Linked DNA regions of Homo sapiens: region 2 is linked to region 1. The links are chromatin loops, found by intact Hi-C in ENCODE. Cell type or tissue: ovary. All regions are shown on one strand. Links, peaks and the distances in the headings refer to the core of each region. The heading gives the core; the rest is flanking DNA. Region 1 has its middle 280 kb from the start of LINC00595. Region 2 overlaps ZMIZ1 (zinc finger MIZ-type containing 1).

Region 1 (8,266 bases), core at 1,652-6,651:
AGTCAAAAGACATGCTTCAAGGAGGAACTAAATAAAATAGTAAGAGCTGCCTGTGGTGGCAAAAGGAAACACAAAAGAGTGAAAGAAATATACAACTCAAATGAGGATTTGACTATATACAGCTGCCAGAGGCTGCCAGTGAATGGCTGGTCAGCAGCATTGCTGGCCTTCCTCCTTGCAGGATGTTCTTGTATAAATCCAGCAGAGCCTTGGTGCAACTCACTTCTTCTGAATGCCTACTATCTGCATGCCCCTGAAGACACAAAGAACCCCAGAAAAATGGCAATAAAACATAATTAAGAAACACCAGGACAATCTTCACTGCACAGTGGGAGCCCAGAAGGAATGATCATCTCTGTCTACAGGAACTTGTTCCCAGAGCAAACAGGCACCTGAGCAACCCAGATGGGTGAGGGTGACAGGTGGAGAGATGGGAGAAAGATCTCCAGCAGAAGCAGCTGCACAGGGGCAGGCAGCAAAGCCCAGAGCTAGGAAAAGGTGTGAGTCATACGTTTGCAGATCTGTAAGAAGTTTATTATAGCTGGAAGGAAAGGCTGAAAAAATGGTGTTGATGCTCAGTCCTGTTTATTGAACACTTAGTATGAGCTGGGACCAGAACTAATGCACCATTCACTGGCCTCACCATCACGACAACAAATGAGGTTGCCACTGTTACTACCCCCTTTTTGGAATGAGAAGATTAAGTCACTGAGGTGGAGTAACTTGCCCAAGATCACAAGGTTGGTGTGGATCCAGGCCCATGTCCATCTCTGTAAACCCATGTTCTAGATAGTAAAATGTCTCCCATGGTGTATCAGTCACCCATGGCTGTGTAACAAATTACCCCAAAACTTAGCAGCTTAGAACAACAGTTTTAAGGTCAGAAAAAGTTTAAGGTCAGAGTCTGAAATCTGGGAGGGGTCTTACTGGGTGGTTCTGGGTCAGGCTCTCTCATGAAGTTGCAGTCAAGATGTTGTCTGAGGCTGCAGGCATCCAAATCTTAATGGGGCTGGGGCACCATACATCCTAGTTCACTTGGTGGCTATTGGCAGAAGGCGCCTGTTCTGCATGATGTGGGCTCTCCATCATGCTTCTGACCTGGCAGTGTGCTTCTCCAGAACAAATGGCCCAAGACAGCAAGCATGACCAAGACACCAATGTCTTTTATACCCCACCCTTGGAGTGCCACACTTCTGCTGGACGCAATCAGTCACACAAACCAACTGTGGTACAGATCCGGGGCTGAATGCTAAAAGGCAGGGGTCCTGGGGGCCACTAAGAGGCTGCCTCCCATGCCTGGGCATCCTAAACTATTTAGACTTTCTGTTCCTACAAGAAATGGGTAAGGGGGGATTGGGATCTGAAGTTTCGGTTCCTCCAGTGGGAATTCCAGGGGCCGAATTTATTATAAAATGCATGTAGAGAGGCCCAGCTTGACCCACAGTGAGAAGTTCAGCTGCTTTTTCCATCCAAACAGCATGTGCAGTAGAATGGCCCTTCCCCTCCCTGATGGCTGCTCGACTGTGCAGCAAGTCTGTCAAAAGATCTCTGCACACACTAGGTGCTCTGTGTTGTGCTGGCTGAGTTGAATCTGGCTACAGCTGCAGCTCTGGGGACCCTGGGCTTTGCAGTCATGTTCAGAACTCCCTCAGACCCATGTGCCCACTTCCTCAGACCAGCTCATATTTACCCTCTGAGGTGGTCACTGACACAGCCACTGACTGCCCTTCTGAGCAGGGGCTCCCTGCAGATCCTCAGCATGCTGGGTGGGCATGAGCAGGCTGCTCTGAAAAGCTTGGCTTCCCTTTCTGAGGATTTTATCAGTATATAAAAATAAACAGAGTTGGCTGACTCCTTGATGTCTCAGGGTTGCATTTTAATTGCTGCTGCTTCCGAGAAGACAGGCCAGCTCCACTTCCTGGTAGACGCCCGCACTCACAGGAACAGAGCTGAACTCTGGGTGTTGGGGCCAGAGCATCCCAGAGTGTGACTGACTGGTTTGCAATTAGCACTTCATTAGAGGGACACCTCTGGTTCACAGGACCAAGACTGGCTCACAGAGCCTGCATAGGGATGAACATCTCCCGCCTGCCCACAGAGTGATCTTTCTAGAACCCGCCTCTAGCCACACTACTTCTTGTTTAAAGTTCTTCTTACCCCTCCCTGCCTTAAGGACCAAGTTCAAACTCTCAGCCCGGCTTACAGGGACTGCCACAATCTGGCCTCTGCCTGCTCCTCAGCTTCATCCACGCCCTCACCCCAACTCCCTGGCCCTGCTTCCTTTATTTTCTACTGCAGTCAGATTCAACTACTCGTAGCTGGTAGATGATCGATGCTGTTTTTCACCTCATCTCTGCCTTGAATGCCCTTCCCTTCCCAAATAACATCTATTCCTGCTTCAGAATTAATCTTCCCCCTCCTGTCTGTTATCTGGGAAGCTGTCCATTAGCCACCCTGAGCTGAATTATAGTCTCCTTTTCTTGCTTCCACAGCAGTGAGATGGTGGTGCTGAGCCCTGAACGCTGTCTGCTTCCTAGAAGTCCCTGGCAGCGTCCCCACCCCCACGGAACCCCCTCACCCATGTTCAGGAAAGCTGCCTTGTGAAGCTGGTCATGTGGGATGTCACCTCAGGAGGGAGGAGTGGCCTGCCCAGCACAGCCCGCAGCAGCTCAGGCAAACACAGTGCACCTCACTTGTCTGCATCACCATGGCCCCTAGGAGTGAGCACGAGCTTCCACAACCTTTGCTGACAAACAGGGGTTCCGCCCAACACAGCCATGATGCCTCAACATCCGGAGAGACCCTGCCTTGTATCAGCACAAGACTCCTGGGTTTAATGATGCTTGACCCTAGCTTCTTTCAAGACTTTGGTCTTCATTTGTGCATCTGCAGGGAGCAGGGAGCATGGAGGGAACAGCAAGGGCTGGGAGTGGGTACCAAGTCAAATTCCAGCACCACAACAGGGAGCCTCGTCTTCAGCCAGTTCATTCAACTCAGGGGGCTTCAGCGTCCTCACTGGTCCAGTACAGGCAACATTCCCCCTGGCCTGCTGTGGGGTAACAGGAAAAAACATGGGGTGCCGCCAATGACATTGGGAGATGTATCTGGGGGTGAGGTTCTGGAGAGCTTCAAGCCCTGGGGGATTTGGGTCTTGAAGGCACACTGTGGACCTGGAGCAGCACTAGCCCTGCATGGCACCAGGACCCTGCCCCTCACCATGAACCAGAACCCTCTCCCTGGGAGATGAGTTCTCACCAGCCAGGGCTGCGGGGTTGGGGGCAGAAAGCAGGAGCAGCCCCTAACAGCTCAGTAGACGACAGCTTCTGGGAGCCTTTTTCACCAGGATCTGAGGCCTGTTTACATGGGTCCCCCCTGTGGTCTCTGCTGCTTAATATGCCTTTTGAAAATGATGCTCAGTGGGATGGTGTGTGCACATTTGTAATTCCAAAGAGCCGGCTGGTTTTTCACAATCTGTGCCTGCTAATTTCTCAGTCACAGGAAGGGAAATAGCAAAAAGTCCCCAATACTCCTTGTTGAGTGGATTCCCTAATAGCATTACGTAGTGCTTCCTATTTACAAAGCACTTTTATTTCTCTCAATGAGAAAGGCAGACCTACTGCTATAAGCCCAGGGGGAACCCGGCATCCACAGAGGAGAAATGACTCGTCCAAGGTGGCACAGTGGCAGTGAGAAAGAAGGGCAGGCACAGCTGCACCCCGTTTCTCCTGCCAGCTAAGTGCATGCCCCTTCATAGCAACCTCTGGCATAGACAGAAGGAGAGATGAAGCAAGAAGTTCCCAGAATGAAGGCTGTTTCCCCTAAGAGGTGGGCGTCCTGCCACAAGAAATGGCTCATCGGGAAACACTGAGTGAAAACCCACATTCAGAGCAAGGCTTCCCAGTAACTGAGATCCAGCCTGAGGTTTCCAGGAGCTGAGCCTCAGATGGAATGAGGGCGGGCTCAGAGCTCAGCCAACCCTTTGAAACTGAGCCTGCGGGTGAAGTCAGGTCAATACATTCACAGGCGTTTCAGGCCCTATCGACGTCTGGGGTGGGAAACCCACCCGAAAGCTGTTGAAATACAGGGGCCAGCACTGGTTCTGCAGAACAGTGGCTCTTTGAGTGGAAGGTGTTCGAGAATTAAGTTTCCCCAGTGTTCCCAGGGCTCAGACTTTAAGCCAAGGGGGGCTGGGGCCCCCAGTGCCTGATGGAGCCGCTGATAGGTCCCTGCTGGCTAAAAGTGATGACATTGGCAAGAAACTGATCTTTCTGGGGAGCAGAAACTCAAGAGCACTCAAGTGAAGAACACAAGGCAAGTTGTGTTACCTGCCACAAAGCCCCAGCTTTCAGGACCAGGGGAGGGGTAGATGGGGACCACTTGGTATTGGGTATCAGGAGACCCAGACCAGACCCTGAAGGAGGAAACGGCTGAAGCGAGACCTCTTATCTTGTCTTGCCTCCTCCTTCGGCATATAATCGGAACGTGCTTAGGCCAGAGGCAAGAAAGCATGTAATCCACTACCTCCCTCTGTGTCATAGACAGGAAAATTGAGATCCTGTGGCATCAGGAGCCTTGTTCTTGGGTAACAGAGTGTCAGACATGGGACTAGGAAGCAGGCCTCCAGATTCCCCGTCCACTGCTGGTCTGGACTTGGAAAACAAACAAAACTCAAAGCCTCCAGCCCTTTGTCACCATGCAGCAGGCCACAGCCACAGCACACCTCCATCTGGCCTCCTCCATATATTTTTCGTGAGCCCACAGAGTGCTGTTCCCTGCTGTAAGCTGATGCTTGCACACAAATGTCTGGCCAAAGCAGTTTTTGTTTAAAAGCTAAGTCAGTTTGTACAAAAGCACACCCTGCCTGGCATGGCTCCCTTAGCACATTCCCACTGCTAGTCAATGCCTGGTTGAATTGTGAAGACCAAGGACATGCAATGTAGGTGTCACCTGTGCACTACTGGAGATAACCCCGGGGCGGGGCAGCTGCTGACCTGGGCTCCAGAATCTCAGGTGCAAAATGCAGCTTAGATCCAACAGGGCTGAGATAGACACAAAGAGATGCAACCCTGAAGCATGGTGGTATTTTAACAAACATGCTGTACACTGGATGGCTTATAAATAGCAGAAATGTATTTCTCACAGTCCTGGAGCTAGAAGTCTGAGATCAGCATGCTGCCATCATCAGATTATGGTGAGGGCCCTCTTCCTGGTTGCAGACAACCAACTTCTAGTCGTATCCTCACATGGGGTCCCTTTTATAAGGGCACTGATTTTATTCATGCAGGCTGCACCTTCATGACCAAATTACCGCCCAAAGGCCCTGCCTCCTAATCCCATTACACTGAGTGGTAAGGTTTCAACATATGAATTTTGGAAAGACACCAGCATTCAGTCCATAACAGGTGGTCCACAGGTAGGCTTGAGTGGGCTAAGGGTTGGCAGGAAGCTGCTGGAATTGCAGGGAAGACTTCACCCATATTCATGCCTGGGCATTTGTCTAGGAAGGGTGTCCCTGGCATTTGTCTAGGAAGGGTGCCGTCTCTGCATCCTCCTTAGGTGTCTCACAGTGACCTGGTCCCACATAGCCCAGTCTGAGCTCAAATATCCTCTTCTGACTTCAAAAACGTAAGTGTTAAGAGTTTCTGTCATGCCTAGGTGACCTTGGCTGCTAAAAACTCAGTATCATTGTTTTCTAGGAACTCTGTACTTTCCATAGGATGTCATTCTGTTTTGTGCTACAGCAATGGAGATGAAGAGCTGCAGTGGAAGCGTGAGGGCAGGGGTTACAGAAAAGAGGTATAAATTCTCTTGGCTTTTTTTTTTTTTTTTTAAAAGCTTTTCTTATTGAAGTGCAACCTGAAAAACAAGCCCCCATTGGAGAGTGCCATGACACTTCCTGTGTAACGCACTCAAACGTCCCTTGGCAACTGGGAGCTGGGGAACCTGATAAGGTACAAGCTACAGATATGCCTGGGAGTTTGTAGGAGTAGCAACATTTTGTCCTCACTCCAAGTCTCAGTCAAGAAAGGACTTAGAATTTTAAAATAAAATAATGATTAGATTGGAATCATTGAATACCAGATCTAAGAAAAAACCTCAGTTTTCTCCATATGAAATGAGACTTTAGGACTTGCCCACAGAGGTGATGTGGAAACCCAATCCTTTTGACTCCAAGTCAAATGCCTACAAAGCCTCCCTGAGAATTGGGCCTTGAGAATTGTAACTATTCATATTCTTGTTGGGATAATCACTCTTTGGCAATGGCATCATGGAATCAATCTCATAAATGAAATATTAAAACTTCCCATTTTCTTGGCTAGATTTTGTTGTTATTTCACCAGAGGAGAGCCCCAAATGCAACCTCTTTGTATAAACGTCTTTCCCAGGGACCAGGGTAAAGGTATTTTTTTCTAAAGCACTTGGCTGCAAAGCACCTTAGAGGCATAGAGAATCAGTACTTTGGAATACCTGAAAGACCACCTAGGCAAGTCTTTCCATTTTGTTGCAGGGCTTTCTGAGGCCCAGAGAAGAAAAGCAGCTCAAACAGATCAACTGTATCCATCCAATTGTCCCTTTCAGAAAGTTGAAATAAGGGGGAAAAAGAGAAGTTTCTAGCTATGATGGGCACTGGGGTTTGAAGTTCACACAGCCTTGGGGAGCTGGGTGGCAGTTATTTTATTTTATCTTTAATTTTTTTGCGAGGATGAATAACCTGATAAGTAAGTCGGTCCTCAGAGGGTGGGGAGTGGAGCAAGTGAGCAGATGGCATTTCTTGCCCTGGCTTTCCTGCGATGCTTTAGACCCTGTTTTATTCAAGGGAACTAAGTTAGTTGATTGAAATCTAAAGGAGCCCCAACCAGAACAAGGGGATTCAGGTATGCACAGGAGCTGGAGTGTACGACCTCTGAGAACCCTTTAATCAGAGCAGCTCTGATCTCAGGAGTCTTAGGTTTCAGGGCCAATTGCAGTTAGTGAGACCCACGCTAAGACAACTTATGCCAATTCCACTGGAGTTAAAGGTGGCCTCTGGGAAAGGGTCTTTTGAGCTCCTTGCTGTGCATAAGATGGTCCATAGACCAGCAGCATTGGCATCAGCTGGGAGCTTGCTAGAGATGTAGAACCTCAGCCCTACCCAGACCCTCTGAATCAGAATCTGCATTTTTGCAAGCTCCCCGGTAATTCCTATGCGCATTAAATTTAAGAAATGCTGGTTAGGAAATAGCATTTTTTGGACAATAAAAAAAAAGATGGAGTGGAGCCATGAGGAGCTGGTGGTAATACCACCTCACCTCCAGAACAAACTCTCCACTTGGCCTTGGGAAAACCGTGGCCATACTCAGAATGGCTGCTTTCTCATCTGAAAATGAGGGGGTTGGACTGGATAATCTTTATTCTCTACCCTCACAGGCATTTCTCCTATGAGCTGAAAGGGGGTAGTCCTGCTCAGCTGAAGATCAGAGAGCTTCTTGCTGTGTAAAACACTCCCTAATCAGCCTTATGTCAAGTCCCCCGCCCCCCGACTAACCACAGTGACAAGTCTCAAGAGTGCACCTTGTCAGGCTGTGAATAAAGTTCAGGCAGTTTGGTTAATTACCCTGACACCGACTAGAGTTAGCTACCCAGCAGCTCAGGAACTCGTCTTAATGATTATAGGAACACACACACCGCAGCTTCGGGCACAACCTCCCCCTTTGCAGCCTACAGCCTGGTTTTGGAACCACAAGTTCAAGCAGAACATTCCCAAGGGCATCAGGGGTCTAGGGAGGCATCAGGAGGTCCCCCTTTCCCATTCCAACATGGGTGTGAAGTCATTTTCCCAATGTGCCATAGTGAAGCCTGGTAAGCATAATAGCCATCTCAGTTTCTCTCTCATGCCCCTGCTTGGAACCTGCCTGTGGTGCTCCACTGCTGTCAAGAAAAAGCCATGCAGGATGTGCCCCTCCTAATTCTCCACCCACATCTCCATTAATCCCTACCTCAAACCTTCTGCCCTGGCCCCAGAGGGCTACTCTTGGGTCTCCACATGAGCCATGTGCTTTCTTCTGTTGCACATGTTGCTTCTGCTCAAAGCACCCTTCTCTGCTCTTGACCATGATCCTTACCCATCTTTCAGATTTTAATATCTATATCACTTCCCCCAGGAAGTTTTCATGACCCTCATGACCAGGTTGAGTGCCTATCTTTCCATAGAGTCCTATGCTACATCATTCATACCAGATATCACATTGCATTTTAAGACAGCTTCCTCCAGCAGTAGTGAGCTGTG
Region 2 (8,266 bases), core at 2,091-7,090, 640 kb after region 1:
GGACATAAGGGGCTTTGCCCGAAGAAGCCCAGGCCATTGCAGAGGAGGGCGCAGCATCCCCAGGTGACACCTGCCCTCCATGGGGGCTTTCCTCCTTCCATTGTGTGTCTTTGACCTTCCTCCCAGGCCTCTCTCTGAGCGTGAGCTGAGGCTGAGGGTTGGAGCCAGCTAGGAAAGAGAAGAGCCAATGTGTACCTTCCAGGTCACCTCACCAGGCTTCACAGGTACAGAGCAAGGGGGTCCTCGCAAGGAGCCAGTGGGGACTCAGTGGCCTGTCTTAGACATTGGTATCATAGCACCCAGATAGGGAGGGAGACCACTGGTGGCAGCAAGCCTTACGCTAATTCATGACCCAAAAGAAACCCCGAGCAGTCTGCCCAGGGTGGGGCAGCTGCCCCGAGGTGTCCTCTGCCCACCTGTTTCTGTCCCACTGCCCTCACGCTTCTTAGCAGCCACAGCTGCCCGTCTGCCTCTGGCTCTGGCTCTGCCTCCTTCTGTGTGTGGGCCTCCTCTCGTGATCATGCCTGTATTTCCCAGTGCTCCTTGCTCACCCATTTTTGTCTGTCTGGCATCGTGTCTCTCACTTGGGTTTGTCCTGCCCCGATCAGCTGGGTTGTACCACCCCAGAGGGCACCCTTCCTGCAGGAGGCCTCCTCTCTATCGCTGGGTTGGGCTGGGCTCCACCTTGGTGCTTGCTTGCCTCTGAGGACTTCTCTAATCTGTGCACTCTGCGTGTGTGTGTGTGTGTGTGTGTGTGTGTGTGTGTGTGTGTGTGTGTGGAGGTTTTTACAGACCCGCATGTATGTGTCCCTCCCCCTGGCCACCACACCCTTCACACCACTCATCTCTGCCCATCCTTGGGCTGGGCTCAGGTTCCTCCCCACTCCCCATGGGCCAGCCAGCAGGAAGGCAACCTGCAGCCACAGTGTGGAGCCCACTCCTTGCAGGCAGCCCCGGCATTCCTGGCTGCAGCAAACCCTCCGGGCTTAGCCCACAGGACTCCTGGGAGCCGGTGTGAGCCTGGCCATCATCCAGCCTGGAGAGTGGCTCCTGTTTGAAAGCAGGAATGTCCTGGATGGGAAAAGGCAGAGAGGGGAGAGTTTGTGAATAAAACAAACAAACAAGGGATTATTTTCCCTGAAAATGTGCCCTTTGTCTAATGCTGGAGCTCAGGGAGTCCCAGAAAGTGAGAAACCAGGGCACAGGGAGGGCACTGTGCATCCTGGGCTGGGGCTGGAGGACACAATGGAGGGAGGGGATGGGGCAGCCACACAGACCGCACGTGTTCCGGAGGCCCAACGGGCCAGGATGACATTCCAGGGCCATTTCAACTGCCTCTCGAAATGTCATTAATATATGGCTAGCGGGGAGAGCTCCCAGGCTTCTCCAAACCCACCGTGTGAGTGGAGCCCCCTCCAGCCACCACCACTTAGTCATTTAGCAGATGTTTACTTAGTACCTATGATGGACCAGCGCTCTTCTGAGTATTTGGGATGCCTCTGAGCAAGAGACTGGGTGTCTGCGTCATGGAGCTGACAGTCTGGCAGGGGAGGAGAGAGGCATAGATCTTAGAGCTCCGAGGTCTTCCTGACAGTCCAACCCAGTCACCCTCCCAATCATACTGCTGGAATCCTGAGGCTCAGGGAGGTAGGGAGTCAGCCCTCCATCCTCCTGGTGCCAAGGCACAGCCCATTGGCATAACATTCGGTGCACACTGGCTGAATGAACACCCCTCTTGCAAGCATTGCTCAGTTTACCGAGAATTTCCCAGAAGCACCTGGGGATAGGAGGGGCTGGCAAGGACCTGCTTGATAGCAAGGCTTTTGGAGGTTGCAGGATCTAGACTGGGAGAGGTGTGCAGTGGAGGTGAGCTGCCATCACTGTCATCGTCCCCCTTTGCCCATCAACCCCGTTGGGAATTTGCCAGTCTGGGTTGAGGTCAGTCTTTCTTCACTAATAATCTGATGGCATTGGGAAGTCTCTTTTCTCTGTGGGCCTCAGTTTCCCCATCTACCCAGTAAGAAGGTAGGACTGGCTGATGTGAGCTCCAGGAGGCCAGGGATTGGAGTTTGTGGCAATGTGTCTCCAGTGCATCTGCTGCTGACAAAACCGTGTAAACTGTGCCATGCACTGGGAATGAGGCCCCTCAGGGATCCCACAAGAGGCCCCCTGGGTCCTGGGACCCCACCCGGCCTGTCTCGGTTCCCAGCTGCAGCAGGGCCTGGGCTTGCTCTCCCCAGACAGCCGGGCCAGTGAAGCGTGGGCCTGCTCACAGCGCCTGGCAGGGACCTGTAAATTGAAAACATGATGTTTCCTGTTGGGGCTGGACTCAGTGTGGCCTTGGAAAGCTGGCCTCGCTCTCAGGAAGCCCTGCTCCCCACAGCACCGCCACAAAAACAGTGGAAAAGTGAAGCCTTTTCAAGTCTGTGTTTCCACTGTAAACAGGGGATGAAAGCTGGCCTCGCCTCCTGGAGCTGTTCAGGCCAGGCTCCTCGGCCCTGTCTTTGGAGGCACCTCAGCTGCCCCTCTGCCCCAGACAGCACCCCTCTAACTGGAGAAGCCGCCCTGTGCCCCCAGTTGACAAAGGCTTACAGGTTTAGTTCAAGCACACCCAGACCCGTTAGTCCTCGTATCCACCCTGCGAGGTGAGAAGGGCCGGGGGAGATCAGCAGAGCACAGAGAGGCATAGGACTTGCCGAAACACACACCACCAAGGGAAGGCAGACCCGGACCCTGCCTCCTGCCCCGGGATGTCCTCACAGGGCCTGCAGTCCCTGAGGAGGCTCTTGTGTGTGGCCCTGGGTGCCTAAGCACAGATGCTGCCTAACCCAACATGAGCTTGACTTTGGCCTGTAAATGGAGAATCTCACACATTTAGTGGAAGTGACTTATTTTAAACTTTAATAATGTCCTTTTTTTCCTTATTGTAAAGTATATGCATGCTTGCTGCAGAAAGTCTGGAAGTCAGAAAAGTGAAGGAAGAAAAATAAAACTGCCCTGTAGTCCTCCCACCCAGAGGTCATCCTGGTCATCATTCTAGTATGTTTCTTTCTGGTCACCTTATAATTTTCTTTTCTTCTCTTTTGGACTAAGTCACGAGGAGGCTTCAGAGTCATTCAGTGCTCCTATTAGACATGATCCTTAATGGCCACATGGTGGGGTCTTAGGAGGGGCCAGGGCAGTATCCTCATCACAAGCAGCTTGCTGCTGGCTTGGGCTGGGTGTGATGGGGTGCTGCTGGGGACTCTGGGGAGATGCCCCCCACCCTGCAGCATAATTCATGGTGAGGGCAGCTTGGCCGGGACCCTCATGCTAGAAAGTCTTCCAGTGGCTCTGATTAACTGTGTGACTCTGGCCCACCTGTCCTGTCTCCCCATCTGTGAACTGGGCAAATGGGCCCCATTCGAGTGCTCATGGCCGCCCTTCAGCCTGCTACCAAGGCACTGCTTACTGACAACCTGCAGGTGTGGCCACGCAGTCCCTTACTCAGTTGGTCGTGAACAGAGTGCCTACTGTGTGTTGGTGAGTGACGCCTACCAGAGGCGCCATTCTCTCCACCATCACCCCTCCTATGTTCCTGCCCCTTTTAACCTGCAAGCCCATCCAGCTCTCCTCCTCCCTGACCCCTCACCAGTTGGAGCTGGAGCCCAGCTGGGCGGGGGTGAAGGAGGTCCCAGGAGGAGCCATCTTCAGCCCCTTCTGCCCTGGTGACATCCTTGGTGGCCCTGAGACAGCTTTATGGAAGACAGATTAAGGCTATCTCCTCCTGGTGGGTTCATGTCTTCACTTTTCAAGCCCTGCTCTGAGTTCTCCACAGCGGCATCCCTGCCCCACCCCTCCCCCACCCCCGCATGCTTCCTTCCCTCCTGCTCTAATCTGTCAGCCCAGCCGGAGAGAGGGCCACTGGTCTCCAAGGTGATTGAATTATTGTGGGGGAGACAGGCCAGGGTTTTCTGCGTGAGTGCTTTTGGCTTCCTGCCCTTGGAGAGGGGCTGGGGGAGGTGTGTGGTGGCAACCATGGGCCGTGGATCTCCCAGACAGCCCTGCTCTCCCAAGCCAGGGCCGCATGAAGCCCTGCCCCCGCCTGGCTCAGCGCTGCTCTGCTCTGGCCCAGGTTCCACCTCCAGAGGAGTGGGCCCATCTCAGTCCAGACCCTGGAGGAAGGAGAGGAGTCGGGCAGCTGTGACTGCTGACTCACACATGAACATTTCTTAAACATCTGCTATCTCTGTGCTGCAGGCCAGGAACCCAGGATGGAGAAGAAGAGGGATGCTAGCACATAAAACACTTACTGTATGTGCCAGCCCTCCAAGGGTAACTCCAAGAGTTAATGTTACTGGTAGCAACAGGTAAAAGTTACTGGCCTCAGTTTTATAGCTGAGAAGGGTGCCTGATATGAATTCCTTCTCCCACTCACCTGTGGACTCCTAGAGAACAGGGGCTCTGTCTGGGTTCTGTCTGGATCCCTAGGGACTGCAGAAGGCCAGCCACTCAGATGGGACCTAGTTAGTGCCTGGTGAACTCAGTTCTACTAGAGTAAGAGAGGTGAGGTAACTAGTATGAGGTCACACAGCCAGAAACAGAACCCCATTTTGCCTGGCTCTGCACCCGCACTCAGTCTCTGGGGCACCACGCCTCTTCCAGGCTGAGTGTTGGCAAAGAGGCCTGCCATCTAGCTGGCACTGCCCAGCCACATGCCCACTGTGGTGAGCTGAGAGAGAGCTGAGTGGCTGCAGGTCTCAGCCTCTTCCCACTGGTGTGCTTCAGTCTGCTGGTCAGGCCCCACGCACCGTCTCCCTGCAGTCTGCTTCTTCCCTGGGAAGGAGGGGCCAAGAGGGGAAAGCCCCTCTCTCTGCCCTGCTCCACACTCTAGCTCATGGAAATGAAAAACACATTGGCTTCATTATCCCTGGATTGAATGAGCAGGGTTGCCATGGCAACAGCCATCTCAGGCCCACAAGGGGGCAGAGGAGGGGCTGGCAAGGCCGAGGCAGGTGGGGACCAGGCAGTGGGTGAGCAGGCACTCCAGGCAGGCAGGCCACAGGGACAACCGCCACGCATGCCACCACCCTCTCTCAGAGGCCAGTGTCAGATCAGCATCCTGGGGCCAACGGGGCAGGCTGGGCCTGTCTTCCACTGACCTGCCCCTCATCCACTCGTTCTGTCTCCTATCCACCTGTCCCCTTCCTGCAGGGTGCCGAGGGTGGAGACGGGCCCCCACAGCACCATGAAGATGAAGGAGACAGGTGGAGAGAACAAGGGAAGAGGGGATGGAAGGGAGCCAGGAGGGGGCATGGCCTGCTCCTGATCAGGGACAGCCCTCAGGGGGCCTCTCGAGAGGCATGAAGTGAGGAAATGCCCCGAGGTGCCAGGCTGTGCACACCCAAGCACACCCGTGACCAGGGCCATGCTAGTGGCCCTGTCCCCCAGCATCACCCTCCTTAAAGAGGCTGGGTCCCCCAGTGTCTACTAGGACACTATGAGTGATGTTGGCTGTGGGGGTGACCACAGAGGGTCCTGGCCCAGTAGCCTGGGCCATCCCATGACCCTGACCCCTGTCAGAGCTAGCTTCCCTGATACCAAAATGAACCCTCCTTTTTCCAGGGCCTAAGTGCCACCTGCCTCCTCTGTCCCATGGGCTGTCACCCCAGGGCTTGCATCTGAGGGCGACATCCCCCAGTAGGCCCTGCCGCCCCTTTGCACAGTCTGGCCCAAAGGAAGTGGGCTGCACCCCTTCCTCCTCCGAGTCCCCCAGAGGCGTGGGAGCCTGAGCTGCCCCTCTGGAGTGGCCCCAAGCAAACACCACCACCTTCCTCTGAGCAGGCAGCCTCAGCCAGTCTCTCCATGTGACCCAGACAATGGGGCAGCCCACAGGGGCCTCTGCTCAGGGGGGATAAAGTGCCCACAAGAGACTTTCCTTTCAGACAGGGCCATGCAGAGAAGCCCAGTGCTGACCGCAACTCCATTTGCAACTTTGACTCCAGTCCCAGCTCAAGCCCGGTCTTCGGGGCCAGCACACCTGCACACGTTTCCAGCTGCTCTCCCACCCCCAGCTTCTGCTCCAGCTAGAATGCCCTCCCGCCATGGCCTGTGCCTCCCCAAATCCAGCCTCCTCCCACTGCTTTTTTCTGATGGGGAAACAGAGGCTGAGTGAAGGGAAGTGACTCATCCAAGGCCACGAGGGAGTCAGGACAGTGTGGCCGTGTGTGGGATGTTCCTTTCCCAGGAGGCAGAGCTGTGGGTTCCCACTGAGACGGACCAAGAGTCAGTGTGGCCCTGCGTCCTGAGTCTCCCTGCTAGAGCAGGCTTGGGCAGGAGCAGGGAGCACCCGGGTTTCAGCCTCCTGATGGCCCTTCCCAGTGGGAAGGGGCCTGGGAGGAGGCTCAGGGGCTGACTCAGGTCACCATTCTCTTCTCCAAGCCTTAGTAAATGGGGACAGTCCTGTGGCCCTGCCTACAAACGGGCTGCCTGCTTCTGAGGAGGCTGGAGGTGAGCGGCTGGGCAGATGCAGTTGTGGTGTCACTGGTGCCGTTTGTAGCCTTGTCCTCCTGCCAAGTGGCGGTGGATTCTGAGGGGGAGACAGCAGAGGCAGGAGCAACCCCAGCACCTCCTTGGGGCGGAGGCATCCCAGGGGCTTGAGCAGCCACCTGCCCACCGGCTGCAACCAGACCCCAGAGGCACTTTCTCAAGGTTCCTAGGCCCTCCCAGGGAGCCGGGGTGAAGCCCAGGCATCATTGTGCTTATAGCTCCCCAAACCCCAAACCGTGGGCAGTGCTCACCTTGCTGTCCTCTAGGCCCTGGCTGTCCAGGTCACACCCCTTTGTGACCCCCTCTGGGCCTCATCCTGCCTCAGGCCAGCCTCAGGCCAGCCCTGGGACCTTGAGCCCATCCCTCCCTGCTCTTCTCTCTCATCCTTCCTCTACCCACAACCCACAGTCCCCATGGCATTTGTCCCCGTCATTGACCTCCCCTGACTTGGCGGCTGCATGTCCCGGCCCGCCTCCCAGCCACCACCACCACAGCCACCGCCCGGCTCCCCACCGGCAGCTGAGGGCGGCTGCTGGACAAGGCTGTCATTTTCCCTGCTGGGGATTACAGGTTTGGGGCTGCAGGAGTCTGAACTGGAGGAGGAGGAGGAGCCAGGACTCACCCAGTGCCAAGCTGGAGAGAGACAAGAGACACCTCACAGGAAGGATGGGCTGGTCCCTGGTTCTGTTTGGGCTGGGATGGGGAATTCAGTCACCTGACATTACCAGAACTGTGTGTGTGTATGTGCACATGCGTGTGTGCATGCATGGACGCACCTCTCCCGAGGGGCAAGGGCTATGTCCTGCTCATGCAATTTAATCCGCCCAAGCTCATTTTTCAGATGAAAAAGACAAAACTCAGAAAGGGCAGGGGACTGGCCTAGGTCACACAGCAGTTTAGAGGACAGCCAAGTCTGGGCTGCCTGGCTGCCTCCAGCTGCTGCCTGATGCACCCACCTCCTTCTTGCCCACCTCCAGGAGAAGGTGGGGGCCAGGAGTATCGACTGGGTGACTGCAGACCCCCGAGAGGGCCTGCTTCTCGAGAGAGCTCTGTGGGTGAGGTATGGGCTGGGTTTGGGGGGAGAGTGTCAGCTGGACTCAGAGTGCAGCAGCATTGGTTCTGGGTGTGCAGGAGCTAGGAATGTCTCCCAGGGGTCCACAACTATGAATACTGGGATGGGATTAAATACCAGCAAGGTGACCCCAGTGGATCCAAACCCCTCTGGGGGAAAGTGGGTAAGCGTATGTATGCCAGGGACAGGGCCTGAGAGCCCTAAGAGGCTTGAGGATTTGAAGAGGCCCAGGGTTGAAGAAAACACAGCGGAGTGGTTCCGAGCACAGCCTCTAGAATCAGACTGCCTGCCTTCCGAGGCCGAGCCCAGTCACTTGACTTCTCTGGGCCTTGTCTCCAGGGTCTCCATGGCGATTAAATGAAATAAATCTTGAACACTTAGTGCTGTCCGTGGTGTGTGCATGGTACGTATCCATTAGATGTACACTGTTTTCCTCCTCCTCGGGTCTGTAGGTGTTTCAAGGCCCTGCCCTTCACCATCTGAGCAGTGAGGGCTGGAGTAGGGCAGTTAGTATGGTGAGTCAGCCAGGAGGGTCCTGGAACTGTACTTGATGAGGCTCTCCCTGGACTGGGTCACTAAGGAGCCAGCATTTCTGATAAGCAGTACCAAGTCAACCTAGGTTGGCACCCAATCCCAGGAGTGGACTGGCCAGACTGCTGGCAGCCA

The links. Peaks named below come from ENCODE experiments on the same cell type or tissue, not always from the same donor. Only the 100,000 strongest peaks of a DNase experiment are listed, where the experiment ranks them.
Region 2: it touches region 1 in a loop (2.3-fold over the local background); 1 of 110 quality-filtered maps calls a loop at or near these places.

The regions. Positions count from the first base shown.
Region 1 is chr10:78,540,061-78,548,326 of GRCh38, forward strand. No RefSeq gene overlaps it. Among named protein-coding and RNA genes, the nearest start is that of LINC00595, 280 kb to the left of the region's middle. RefSeq lists an enhancer at 3,502-4,003 and a silencer at 5,758-5,958. In ovary, for the core only: no CTCF peak of the experiment used is centred there; DNase peaks (open chromatin) are centred at 2,611 and 3,941.
Region 2 is chr10:79,174,852-79,183,117 of GRCh38, forward strand. The region is part of intron 4 of ZMIZ1 (zinc finger MIZ-type containing 1); the gene reads left to right. Among named protein-coding and RNA genes, the nearest start is that of ZMIZ1, 110 kb to the left of the region's middle. RefSeq lists enhancers at 2,972-3,588, 3,589-4,205, 6,673-7,289 and a silencer at 4,801-5,095. In ovary, for the core only: a CTCF peak has its summit at 4,155; DNase peaks (open chromatin) are centred at 2,340 and 4,134; H3K27ac peaks cover 5,000 bases.